Linked DNA regions of Homo sapiens: region 1 is linked to region 2. Evidence: chromatin loops called from intact Hi-C (ENCODE). Cell type or tissue: spleen. All regions are shown on one strand. Each heading gives the region's core, and the rest is flanking DNA. Links, peaks and the distances in the headings are about the cores only.

What was found. Peaks named below come from ENCODE experiments on the same cell type or tissue, not always from the same donor. Only the 100,000 strongest peaks of a DNase experiment are listed, where the experiment ranks them.
Region 1: it touches region 2 in a loop (5-fold over the local background); 83 of 110 quality-filtered maps call a loop at or near these places.

Annotation. Positions count from the first base shown.
Region 1 is chr1:160,004,106-160,012,291 of GRCh38, reverse strand. All of the region lies in intron 3 of LOC124904436 (a long non-coding RNA gene), which reads left to right. Among named protein-coding and RNA genes, the nearest start is that of PIGM, 24 kb to the left of the region's middle. In spleen, for the core only: CTCF peaks have their summits at 4,284 and 4,484 (motif pointing right); no DNase peak of the experiment used is centred there.
Region 2 is chr1:159,794,750-159,800,512 of GRCh38, reverse strand. LOC105371464 (a long non-coding RNA gene) reads left to right here. Exons shown (of 3, transcript XR_922195.2): 3 at 1-32. It also overlaps a transcript of FCRL6 not described here. Among named protein-coding and RNA genes, the nearest start is that of FCRL6, 4.7 kb to the left of the region's middle. RefSeq lists an enhancer at 1,320-1,614. In spleen, for the core only: CTCF peaks have their summits at 1,314 and 1,516 (motif pointing left); a DNase peak (open chromatin) is centred at 164; H3K4me3 peaks cover 177 bases; H3K27ac peaks cover 909 bases.

The DNA.
Region 1 (8,186 bases), core at 3,089-5,588, 210 kb before region 2:
ATTGGTGGGTGAGTCAGTGGACTGAGAGAAGAAGACTTGCCCTCGATGGGGGCAGGCATTGTCCAACTGGTTGGGGGCCTGGTTGGAACAAACAGGAGAAAGACAGCAGATTCTCTGTCTCTGCTGTCTTTCCTCTGGAGTGGGAGGCTTTTCCTCCTCTTGCCCTTGGACATCAGGCTCCAGGTTCTTTGGCTTTTGGACTCTGGGACTTGCACCAGTGACCTCCCAGGGCTCTCAGGCCTTTGGCCCCAGACTGGAGGCTGCACGGTCAGCTTCCCTGGTTCTGAGTTCCCTGGTTCTCTTTAGCTTACAGGTGGCTGGTCGTGGGACTTTGCCTCTGTGGTCATGTGAGCAGCCAATTCCCTCATAAATCCCCTCTCATATCCTACTGGCTCTGTTTCTCTGAAGAACCTTGACTAACACAAGGCTCATAATAGCAGGCATCTTTATACGGTACCTAATTTTAATGGGAATGCCCCTTGTGCTTGACTTTTAGGTATGAAGTAAGCATTTTTTTATTGTGTCAAGGAAGTATACTTTTTATAGTTCTCTGATGTTTTGATTTTGTATTAATATCAGTAATATATGTGGAATTTCATCAGACCAAATGACTCTTCAATATCTATTGATATTATCCTGTGACTTCTCTAAATTTAATACATTATAATAAGAGATTTTTCTAAGGGTTTATATGCTTCACATAGTTTAAGCCATGTATGTATTTTTATTATGAATCCTACCAATGTCTAACACTACTTAATAAACCCTAATAATATCCTTCTTAATCTAATTTGCTAGAATAAATCCAGATAAATATTATTTTATTAAGTTTGTCTGGCACTCCTCATATTGGCCCCATTATTTCTATATGTGGTCATTTTCCTCCATTTTCTCATCCTTACAATGGGAGGCTTATGCCTGTCCAGCATGGGAATGGGTAAGTGTTCTCTCAGAGATTATGCATCCCTGTGAAAGCCTTTCAGTCTTGGCACAGGAAATAAGTTTATATTTTGTTGACCTTAACCACCTTAGAAGTGTCTTGGTGTATGAGAAGTAAGAAGAGAGGTGGCCATAGGTAGGCAGCCTCATCTCTGGCTGAAGGGCTCCTCCTGGGATTGTCACAGCAGCTGAAGCCCACCGGGGCAGGCAGCAGTACCCCTCCAGCCAGCATGGCGGCCCTCCCCAAGAGCAAACCTCATCAGAACCTCTGCTCCATTCTCCATGCCTTCTGTGCTGTGAACAAGTCTTGAGCATCCCTGGGACCACCCGGCCCTCCTTGAGAGCTCCAGCACCTGTTTCCTTCTCAAGGTGGTGGTGGAGTTTGAATTTGACACTGCCCTCAACAAAATGACAGTCTTATGATCGTCACTCATCTCTGGTCCCGTCACACCAAGGAGTGGAGTGTTTGTCCTCTTCTTTTGCATAGGTCATTTCAGCTGCAAGTTACGAAGGGAGAGTGTTAAATGCATTGACTCAGATTGTCATGCTGAATTGGAAACACTGGCTATTCCACTTGTATTGACTCTCAAGTTGAAAAGTGGGCCTTTTGTGCATTCAGCATGCCTCCCAGAGCCTAGCAAGGAGGGTAGAGATGGATAGGCAGCTTCTTTTTTCCAATCCATACTTGAGAAAATTTCAGCTGCATCAGCAGGTTACAAGGGAAACTACCTGAATGCCACCTGGGATTTATAGCCACCTGGGGGATAAGCATTTGTTTCTAATGTGGAATAAGATAATCTTTTCCTCCTAGCCTCTGGACAATAGAAAGGGAGTCTGACCATTTGCCAAACACATTGTGGAAGGGGAAAGTACGTAGAACTGGAGATTGGACAATGTCCTTAATACTCTTCCTTTACAGAAATTCTGTGACTAGTGTTTTATTTGACTAGAGATGGAGGGCTCCATCTCTCTAATCTTGAAGTCCTGAGATATGTGCCTGCTTGTTCAATGTCACCTAAGGCTTTTTAGTCAGTGTTGAAGGATGGGGCTGTCTTATGATCACACAGATATGTTTTATTGTCTTAAGGGCCTGACAAATCAGGGATACCTTCTAGTTAAATTCCTCTTTAAGGGCCTGAAGTCTCCTTAGTACTCAGCATGCAGTTCAGATGTTTCCCTTTCTCCTGGGAAACAAATAGGATTCTCAAATTGTGACTTTGTTAATTGTTCTTAAGCAAATTGCATTAAAATTTATATGCACCTTTCCAAGAGAAGATAAATTACACATGTTAAAGGAAGGAGAAGAAAAGACACAGTGATTATGAAATTCCTCAGAGAAAGGTTCTTTGTTCTTTGCGTGCCTCATAATCTATCTGTCAGAGCAGACCTGTCCATTCAGCAGGTCTAAGATGGCAGTGAGTTATGATTGGGGGACTCAAGCTTATCATCCTCATTCTCGGGAATATAATTGAAAGGTCAGAATACTTCCCCTTTGAGAGTTATCCAGCTTTGCCCAGGGGCTTGGCTGTGGTCCATGGGTCTTTAACTTGAGGACAGGGGGAAGGTAGGGTAGGGAACGTGGTCTTAGATTTCTCAGATATTTGAAAATAACTTTATCTTCGGTCAAAATCTGGAAACTGTACACATTACAATCAAGTGTTTCTTGGACTTTCTAGGGTAGAGGAAAAATGGGACAATGAAATAACTCTTTTATTCTTTTATGTCTGTTGGAGTCTTGAAACTCTCATCACTTTGCCCCGATATCATTCAGTCGGGCCCAACCTGAGCAAGAGAACATCTCTGATTTGATAAGCTTCTAAAGTAGTGTACATATTGCATTTTGACCACAATAAGACAGATTATGCAGAGTGCTATGAGACAGAGACAGGCCTAAAGAACTTCACTTTCTTTTTCTTTTCTTTTTTTTCTAACATAAAAGGCTGGGCAATTATTCAGGCATTGCCCATGCCACTCCTGACCTTGTGCAATTGTCCAGAAAGTCCCTGAGCCCAGAGCTGGGTGCAGGCTGTGCCTACAGCAAAGTCCTTGGGGGTAACCGGTAGCCTGTGGGGGAGGGGTACTGTTATGACCTCCTTTTACAACTTTCGCAAGGGCAGGCAATCTGGATCAGTGGAGTTAGCTAATCATAACTTCCTCAGTTATTTTATAACTCTGTGCCTCAGTTTCCTCTTCTCTAAAATGATGATAAAAATAGAATGTACTTTTTAGAGATGTGAAAATTAAATGAGGTAAAACTGTTAGGAGAGTTTCAGGGCTAGAGTAAGTGCTTAATCAATCATTATTTATGACATTATTACCTTATTTGGATCATTGAGGAGTAAATTTCTCTCTATTCTTGAATAGAAATGCTTAATAATCAAACAATTTGGTTTCTAAGTGAAGATGAGCTTTTAGTGGGAAATTTACAGATATCTTATGCCTCCCCTTCTTGCCTATACAAAGCCTGTATTCTTGGTTGGGACACCAAGAGCCTTATAAACTTTGCTTAAGCACAACAGAGAATATTCACAAAGTCTCTTAATCTCATCCAATTCCCATGAGAAGGAACACTGTTACATAGTGATGACAGTGGATCTCAACTGCATCATGAATTCTTCCCAAGAGACTCCTGAAACATTTATTTTATGGTAAAGATGCCTTCCAGCAAGATTGACTATAAAAAGAATTTTCTCTCTCTCATTGACTTGTTTTATAAAATCAGAGATATGATCTCATGGAAGAAAATCTTCCAATTGATTTGACAAAAATGCTTAGTTAAAGAATGAGTAGATGATGTGTTTGTTTTATTCCACAACTAAATTGTAAGTTCTTAAAGGGAAGGGAGCTAGATTCCTATTTTTGTAGATTACAAAGATTCAGTACATCGGACTGACCTGGTGGCTCATGCCTGTAATCCTAGCTACTTGGGAGGTCAAAGTGGGAAGATTGCTTGAGCCCAGGAGTTTGAGGCTGCAATGAGCTGTGATCGTGCCATTGCACTCCAGCCTGGGCGACAGAGTGAGACCCTGTCTGTAAAACAAAACAAAACTAAACAAGAATAGATTTAGTACAGGACCCTAAAATGTGCGGGGTACAGTAAATGTTGACATGGGCTGACCAGGTCCGAATAGTAGAAACAGAATATTTTTGAAACTTTTAAGAAGAAAATTCGCTTATGAAAAGATAATAATAGATGTGCCTAGATGTGGGAGTGAAGACAGTAGCCACACTCACTTGACTCTGCCTTTCCTAGAGGGCCCTGAGGGTGTCCTTTAGTGTTTTGAGGGCCTCTGAGAGGGCGTGACCCTGTTTGATTGAAGATGAGGCTCCTGAGACCAAGTGACTTAACCAAGTCTATACCAAGTTATTTATGGTAAAATCAGGACTAGGACTCAGACCTTTAACTGAACATGGAGATTCCAAGATCTCCCTTCTGCTTTCTCTGTATGAAAGGAATTTTTCTTATTTTGATTTATACCTGAGACTAGTATAATTCCACATCAACCAGCTCCTGTTAAATTTCCTGTGAAAGGAAGTTGGATGCAATATCACAATTGACCAATAGATGTCACTATATGCCATATTATTGTGCATGTGGCCACCTGTCTGAAATTTGCTTGAATTTCTTAATTGGGGTGGGGTCTGCAGACTTCTGGGAATCACTGGATCTGTTTGGGAGACACAAAAGAACTATGAGAATTTTAAAAATTGTATCTTAAGCTTGATAAAAGTTTTATCAAATCAAGAGTTATTCGACCTGCTATAAAGGCAAAACTCTTACTTGAAATCTTTTTTGATAGGAAAAAAGGGATGTTTTTCAAGTTGAGTTCCCTGGATGAGAAGTGGAGTTAGTGGGGCTGTGAGGAGCCCCTAACTTCTATTCAATTGGCAAAACCTCCCCTTCCACTTCATAGAGAGGAGTCTGAGGGATTGAAGGGCATGAGATTTGAAGTTCAACACAACTGGGTCTGAGTTCTGGTTCATTCATTAGCTGTCTGATCTTGAGTATGTTATTTAACCTCGTCTAGCCCCACTTCCCTCAGCTGTAACATAATGACACTGATCATATGGTGTTGTAAGGATGAAATGAGACGATATGTGAAAACACAAAGATTAACTGTCATTATTAACTATGACCATTTCACTTTACGAAGGCATTTTTATAACTAAAAATGCTTGGAAAGTACTAACTAGTCCAAGTTTCCATTTTAAAAATGGGACTTAAGAGGCCAAGTTATTTGGTTCTCTGATTATGTTTTACAATTTCATAATACAAGTATTTATGTAAAACAAGACATGCCTGTTCTAAATCTTTTACAGGTGTGTCCCTCCCCACTTGGGGAAATGTGATATGTCCCTATTCAAATTTATCAAACTGATGAAATACAAAATAACCCTTCACTTTGTAATTTAGCAGGCTAAATAATCCAGTTTATTTGAAACTTTTATCTTTATTTTTTTCTGTTTATAAAAGTATTCTAGAATAAGTGTGCAAAATTTCAGCAAATGATGTGTTTAAGTAATGATTTGATTGATGTAGTTAAAATATAATTTAATAATTAAATATGGATGTTTTCATAACTTTTCAACCACACAGTTTTAATGTTTTGATTTAGTCGATTCATTTATTAGGCAAATATTTTCATTGGGAACATTCATATTCACCGAATACATGTATAGGCTGCTAAGTGAAGGCTTTAATGGAGTGGGAATTCATGAATACTTGACCTTATGATGTCGGTTGCTCTGATAAATTGTTAGCTGAAAGAATAATTCAAAGTGTTGTGGGTCTACACTTTGAAGTAGAGGTTGAAGGCCTCTACTGCTGCTGCCGACAGAGGGCGCAGGCAGGTTTGTGCATCTTCTGAGCAGGTGGGGTGCTGTGAGTTACATCTGGGCCAACTACCCATTCAGGAGGCACACCATCTGGGGCCATGATACTTACTGGTACCCATGAAAATGTTTTAATTTTAAGTTCTTTTGAAATACAAAGAAAAAATAAATATAAGAATAATGAATATAATAAGGAATCCAGCTTACATTACATTTTGCCTGGGAAACAGCCAGACTCCATCTCTACAAAAATAAAAATTAAAAATTAAAAAAAAAAATTAGCCAGGTGTGATGGCAGGCACCTGTAATCCCAGATACATGGGAGGCTGAGGCAGGAGAATTGCTTGAGCACAGGAGTTCAAGGCTGCAGTGAGCTATGATGGCACCAATGCACTCCAGCCTGGGTGACAGAGCGAGATCCTGTCACAAAAAAAAAAAAAAAAAAAAAAAAAAATTATGGAGGTGAGGCTCTCTAAGGCCAGAGTAGCTAAGGCCCATGAAAATTATAATGTGACCTGAGCTACACTTCCAAAAAATGTGGAGTCCTAAGTTTACTGTAAGGGGAGAGGGGGATGAGGGAGAAAGTTGGAGGAAGAGGGAGTTGCTGAAGGCAAACTCGGCCTCGGGCCTGGGACACACGATAACCCAGAGAGTAGGGTGAAGGTTTAGCTCACCTGGGCTCTGACTGACTATATGGGAGGTGACCTGGGAGTGTAGGAATTATTTTAAGTTACAAAACTGTTTGTACAAAGACCTTTCTGACCTCATAGCTGCCAAGCTCCTAGACTTTTACCTGCTTCCCAAATCTTCAAAAACAGGCCGTTTTATTCGCCTCGCTTGCAGTCTGTAAAATGTCTTGCTGCCTATAAAATGTCATAGGTCTGGATTGGAAAACACAGGGTGGGCAGGCTGCATGATTCCTCCCCATCTAGGCCTAGGGAGAGCTATGTTTCAGGCTAAGTAGTAGTGCGGGTCGACTTTTCCCTCCTTGGAAAGTTACCATTGGAGGAACTCTGAGACTTCCAAGCAGGTATCTCTGCCTGAACATGAGGGGAGAAAAGAGATCACCCTCTGGGAAAAGAGCAGGCTTGCTGGTAACTCAGAGGACACTTTCTGACAGGCAAGAGAAGAAAGCTAGGTTTCCAGTCTGTGGCTTTTCTCTCTCCAGTGACAGTGTGTTCTGGCACTCCCAGATATGATTGCCTGGTTGCTTAGGGATGGCGCCTGGACCCTTGGCCTGGCGTCTTTGAGGGCTTCCTTCTGGGAAGAGAGAGGGCAAGTGAAGCAGGCTAGAACACGGCCATCTGGTGGCACTGGGCAGTCGACCAGCATCCCCTGCCATCCAGTGAAACACCTGTGAGACTCATGGGGTGGGATGGGAAGATGGGGTTGGGGAGGCTCTGCCCTCAAGAGCTTTGGTGCCATGCACCCATCCAGCCCCAGAGAGAGGGGCAGCAGTGGAGCAGGGGCAGAAGTCTAACAGTCACTCCTGACAGCTGGGGCCAACAGTGAGCCTGGAGAGACCTTGGCTGTGGAGGGGGGATGGAGGTGGCAGGTGTGCCTCTCAACGGAGGGAATAATGGGGATGCATGTGTACAGATACGGTCTGGCTTTTCTGGGGCCAACACCACTCCTACCTGCCTCTTGGCGAACAGGCTGCATCCATCATGTTAGTCTCTTAGGATTAGGTGATGGCTTTGGTTATTTAACTCCTGGGGTGCCTTGTGCCCTGAGGACACCATGCTGATCTTGCTCTCTGGCTGGTGGGTGGGTCCCTTTACTGGCTGACTCTGGGGGGGCAGCAGGGGAGATGTTACTCTATCATTCCTATGCTGATTTATGGCTTCATCTTTTAGTCCTTATGGAGTCAGGTCAGGGGACACAAAGATGAGTAATATATGGTCTCTGCCTTCAAGGAGCTCAAAGTCTGTTGGGAGAGAAAAAAAAAAAGAAAAAAGACTACTGGCACGCAGTGACAAATGCTGGGCTAAGGCCTGCCCAGGAAGGGGACAGCTGCTGGGAGAGGTGTGTGCAGGGGCAGGGTGGGCCTCAAGACAGGGAAGGTGGGATTCCAAGGGAACACAGGAATCGGCCAAGTGGGAAGTCAGGGAGGAACATGTAAAGCTCTGGTGCCATCAAAACCCAGAGGCACTCAGGACTGCCGGCCCTTGAAAAGGCAAGAGCTTAGGGGACAGGATGGGGAATGGAAAGAAAGAAGAATGGAGAGAGGCAGGGCTTCTGGTTATGACCAAGAGCCAGGCATCCCCCTACTAAAGGAAGGATTGGAGAGGAACTGCAAGATTTCCTCAGGGGAGAGACAAGACCAGACTTGAATTATACAAAGATTGAGTCTGGGAGAGGTGGGGAGATGAGAGCTGGAAGCAAGGAGGCCTGTTAGAAGGCAATTATGAGTA
Region 2 (5,763 bases), core at 1-2,500:
TGGAGTCCCTGCAGGGCAGCAGCTGGGGCAGGAGACAGAGGGGATAACCGCAAGTGGTCTAGCTTGCAAACATTTGTGGTTTGCACACAGAACGGATGAAGCCTCTGCCCTGGCAACTTCTACCGGGTTCTAGCGGCATGAGAGTGTGAACTGCATCTGACTTTTCGCACTTCCCCTGCAGAGTGAGATGCTGTTGCACCTTCAAAGGTGTTGGTGAGCTGAGCCTGAGCTGAGCTGGCTGCATGTTGTTCCCTTGGGGATGAAGGTGACCCTCAGGGAACAGCAACAGGGCTGCTGCCCAGGTTTGGAATCTTCCAGGACTCAGGCTGACCTTGAACTGAGAATGGGATGGGTTAGTGGAGATATTAAAACCCATGATACTAACACTAATACTCTAAGGGAATTCAGGGGCTAAAAGGAGGTGGGATGAAAATAGAGTGTGGATCCTCATCCAGAAGAGGCTCCAGGCCCAGGTGCTCTCATCACTCAAAGAGTCAGTTGTCAGGGCGGCAGTAGTCAGGGACAATGGCCTTTGGGGAACAGGATAAGTCATTCCAGTTCCGGAGGCGAGACGGGAGAGCAAGAGAGCTTGGGGTAGGGGACAGCTCTGCATGGTAGGCCCTAGAGCCAAATATCTGAGCTTGAATCCTCACTCTGGATATGAATCTGGTGAGAGACCTTGGGTAAGTTTTTTAACCAGTCTGTGTCTCAGGGTCCTTATCTCTAAAGTGGATACATAATTACACCTGCATCATAGGGTTGCTATGAAGGTTAAACAAGATTAAAAACATAAGATGCTCTCAGACAGCAAGATCTAATAGAACTTTCAGTGATGATGAAATGTTTTCTGGGCTATCCAGTTCAGTGGCCACAGAGAGCTATTAAGCACTTGAAATTGACTCATGACACAGAGAAACTGAAGTTTTAATTGTTTTTACTTTAGTTGAAATTTAAAAAATTTAAGCAGCTACATGTGACAAGTGTCTGCCTTCTTGGATATTGCAGGCTTAGACCAATGCCTAGCAAGTAGGAAGTGTTCGGTGAAGGTGAGCTATTGTAAGCAGTGTGGGTCAGGAAGACTTAAAGACCAGACCCTTCCTCCCAACCTTAGTGTTTTTGGTGAGTCCCAGAAAGATGAAGTAATTTGTACAAAGGCACTCAGCCAGAAAGCCTGTTGGGGTTGGAGTCTCATCCACAGCTGGAACTACAGGCCTAACGAGAAACCTAAGACCATTTCTGAGTTACATCTGAAAGACAGAACACATTGGAGAAACATATCAAAAGCCTAGAACTTAGGACAGGAGTGGAAATGACCAGGAGTAGGGTGAAAATGGAGCCAGCCTGGGCATGAAGCTCTGGGTCTGGCCTACAGAGGGCAGAAAACGCTATGGAGCATCTGGTCACCACCCTCATTCCCTCTCTCCATTCTAACCCCTTCCTTCCAGAAAGCTTCTGGAGAGAGCATGGCAGCACCAATGGAAAAAAGCTTCATTTGTGTCAGATCTGAGCGACCTCTTGTGGCCACATGAACCACACTTGCCCTAAGGAGGGAATCTTTATTCATACTGAACTCTTATTCTCTGTGTACCCACCCATCCATCCATCCAGGTATTTGTATTTCTTTTTAGCCCTTGCTGTATGTCCAGTCCACCCCTGCCTCCATGAGTTCAGGAATTGACGGGCCTATACTGGGGTATAGTCTTCGTGGTTCCTAAAGCATTTTCCCCCGTGTCTCCATTATTCTATTTATCACACTGTGTTATGTTTATTTTAGTGTCTCTCTACACTTTTAGCATATGACCTCTTCAAAGGCATCATCTTTGCGTCTCCAGGCCTAGCACCTAAGTATAATTGTTAGGCGTTTTGGAGTCAGAAAAATATAGGTTATAGTCCTGGCTATGCAGCTTACTAGGCAAGGAACCTGGGGCAGTGACTTAATCTCACTAAGCTTCAGGTTTTAAATTTGTAACACAGTAATAATGACATCCAATTTCTAGTATTGTGGAGAGAATTACACTTTTGCACACATGGTATCTTGTACATTTGACCCTCCACCTGAAATTGGATTCTTTTCTGACTTCTGAGGAGCCTTATACCACCAATGCTATACTACCCTTTTCTCTCTCATGAATTCAGTCCTCCCAGCTCAACCGAATTTTTTCCATAGATGCTTCTGAAAGATGCTAAGATCTTAAAAACTCTTCTAACCAAACCAAACCAAGCCAGCAAGCTCACCTTGATTCCACACCCCCTGGGAGCCCCAATTCACAGCCACTCTAGTTGAGAAAGTGGTCTATGGTAGACCTTACAAGTTGGTATTCCGAGACACATTGGTGTATCTCAAATGGCTATAGGTGTTATAAAATATTGATTTCCTTGGCCCTCAGATCATCTGTGTGGGGCCACACTTCCAGCTGGGGGCAGCCTTGTGCAGCTGGCCAATGTCCACTGAGCTATAATTTTCTATATGTTCCACAAAGCAAAAGGGTTTGGCAAGCACTGGTGTGTGTTAGCTTACTCCTCACTCGTCTTCAACCTATTCCAATTTGGCTTCACATGTGATTCCTTCACATCTCTGGTCTATCCAATGGACAGGTTTTGTCCTCATTTTTTTTGGGTGCATGCTAATGTCATTACTGTGGGTTACTCCCTCCATTTTAAACCACTGTGAAGCAGCTCTCTCCTGGTTTTCCTACTATCTCTCCCAGTAACACCTTCCCGGGTTCCTCTACAGGCTCAGCCTCCCTCCTCTAGTGGCTATGAAGAAGTTCTTCATCCCCTGGCCCCATGCTCTTTTCTCTTTTCACTTTCCCTTTTAGTGAGAGTGTTTCTCTCCCTGGGAGGGTGCTCATCTGTGCCATGGTTTAAATTGCTACCTCTAATCCAATGACTCCCAAATGTATCTTTCTAGTCCAAGCCATAAGCCTGAGTTTCAGATCTAAGTATCCGACTGCTTACCTGAGAGCTCCATGTGGAGGTCTCAGAAGCTCCTTTTACTCAACCTGTCAAGGCTGAACCCAGCCTCTACCTCCCAACTTGGTCCTTTTCTGTTTCCTACATTATCCAACAGCACCACTAACCCTGATTGCGAGTCAGAAACGGCTTGTCATGACTCTGATTTTCCCCAAAGTGCAATATAAAGCAGCAACAATGTTGCCATTCACATGACCCTTTAAGATAATCGAAATTGTGTATTTGTGGGCACACATATGTGCTTTATGTTTTTCTTGTTTATTATCTCCCGACTGCCTGCCCTCACTGCCAGTCTGGCTAAATCTTGGTCATGTCTTAGATTTAAAAGTTTATATAACCCTTCCTGCAGAAACATTTTCCTGACCACTGTCCCCCACCCAGGCTGAGTTAGGTGCACATACCTCCCCTGTCTGAGGATTTAGCACTTACCCCTGGCACTGTAATTGCCTCTTGTGTGCATTTCACCAAGAGACTGCAAGCTTTCTGAACGCAAGGGCCTTTTCTGTCTTGCTCTTTGCTGTACCCTCAGTGCCTGGAAGCAGATGTTCGACACATATGTGTGGGATGGAGACTGCAATAAGGCAGAAGCCCCCTTCTCCCTGATCCTGCTCATGTACAGCAACAGTCAGTGTGTTGGCTGCTAACTGCCTTCTCACCTGCCCTCCTTCAGGTCCTCTTACCCTCTCTTATTCATGAATAAGTAGATTTTAGGGTAAGGTTACTTTACTAAAGGTGGTTGGTTGACTCTGAATTAGCTCAGTATCCAAATAACTCAGCACCTATTACTTTCCTTTGTGGCAATAGGAGAATGTCAATTTCTTTACAGGGACATCAATTTAATCCACGCTATTCCTTTGAATCAGAACTCCACACTCCCCTCTATTTCCTTACTTTTAATTTCATACATACCCACTGCATTCCTCCTCCTCGTATGTGCCATCATAGGCAGCATGTTAAGTTTTCAGTGTGCTTCAGATAAAACATCCTTGAGTGGAAATCTGTGGTTACCAAAAACAGCTTTAGAAATTAGGGAATGGCTCCACAGAAAGAACTGAAAATGGCTGGAGGCTCATTCTTGGCTGGAGATTGAGGAAGAAATGCATATATAATTAAAGTGATAAATTGGATTTTTTTTTGGTTCTCTGTTTACCACTGTCAAACATAATCTATTTCATGCATTTATATAGAATGCATAAAATAGGTCAGATTTAATTTTCTTCAGTTTGCTTGTTTTCTCCTCCAGTTCCTTGGGTAGATGCGGAACCCAGATGGAAATGGGAAGACTATAAAACTTGTGTCTTTAGAGGAGATAGTGGTAAAGGATTTATTGCACTGGACCCTGGGAGTTGGACACTCATGGGTGAGTGAAAGAGGCACCTAGGAATGAGCATGGTGTGTGAATCAGACAGGCTTGAGTTAGAATCCTGACTTTGCTGAATGAGGCTGCATGGCTTGGATTCCCTACTCATTCCTCTTCTCAAAGTATTCCTTCCTGCACTCATTCCCTCCATTCTTTCCCACCATCAATTTCTCTCTCCACTGGATTTTTTCATCTGTATACGGACATGCACAATAACATCCAAAGCAAACCAAACCTCTCCTTTGCCTCACTCATCTTTTTCAGCTTCCTCCCCATCTTTCTCCTCCCTTCCGTTTGGGCCGGAAGACTCACCCATACTCACTCTTTCCTCTTCTGCAATCCCTACTCACTCCCTAATAGTGGGTGATCTGGCCTTAGCTCCCACCACTTCACTGAACTGCTTTTGCTAACGACACAAAGGCTCCTGTGTTGCTGGCTCCAACAGGGGATTCTCTGCCCTCTGCTGACTTGGCCACTCTGCATTTGAACTGTTGACATTTCACGTTCCACTCTGAAATGCTTTTCTGTCTTGGCATGCATCACGTCCCCCTCTCCTGATTCTCCTGCCTCACTGGCCACTCCTTAGTCTGTTTGCTGGATCATCCTCTTTCTCCTGACACTAAATGCAGGGATGCTCAGAGTTTGCTATTTACACTGTCTCCCTATTCTCATGGCTTGAAATCATATGCTGGCGACACCCAAATTTATATCTCCTGATCTGGCTCAACCTCTCCCGAGGATCTTGGACCTGAATATGCAATTGCCCAGCTCTACTCCTCCACTTGGGTGGGTCACAATCATCTCGAACTTGACATGTCCAAAATAAAACTCTGTCCCTCTCCTCCTTGCTGGGAACGAATGAACAGATGCACAGACAATTCTGGCCATGGTTCCTGCTCTCATCCCCACCAGTCTTCTCAGCCAGTAAACAGCACCACCAGTTACTGAAATCCAAACCTCAGAGTCATACTTCACACCTAACCGATTCCCAAGTTCTATTGATTCCTCTTCAAAATATATCTCAAATTCACCTTACTCTCTCCATCTTTTCTGCCTCCATTACAATGGAGTTCCCCAATGTCCTTTGCCTACATTACTGTAAAGGCTTGTTAATTCTTTTCCTGGCCTCTGTTCCTACCCTCCTTTTTTCCATCTTGCACAGAGCAGACACAAGTAACCCAATCAGTGTAAACAGATCAGTGTAAATACTCCTCTGGCTAAAGCCACCCCCACCTCCATGTCTCTCCATTCCACTAAGAATAAACCATCCCCTCTTTTATAGCGCCCTGCATGCCCAGCCCTGTCTCTCTGGCCTGCCCTGAGGCTATGCCCCCTCTTACTATGTTCTGGCTGATGTTTCAGCTCTGTCAACACAGGGAGCACCTTTCTCTCTTAGGTGCTCTTCTCTCATTCTCTCTCTCTCTCCCTTT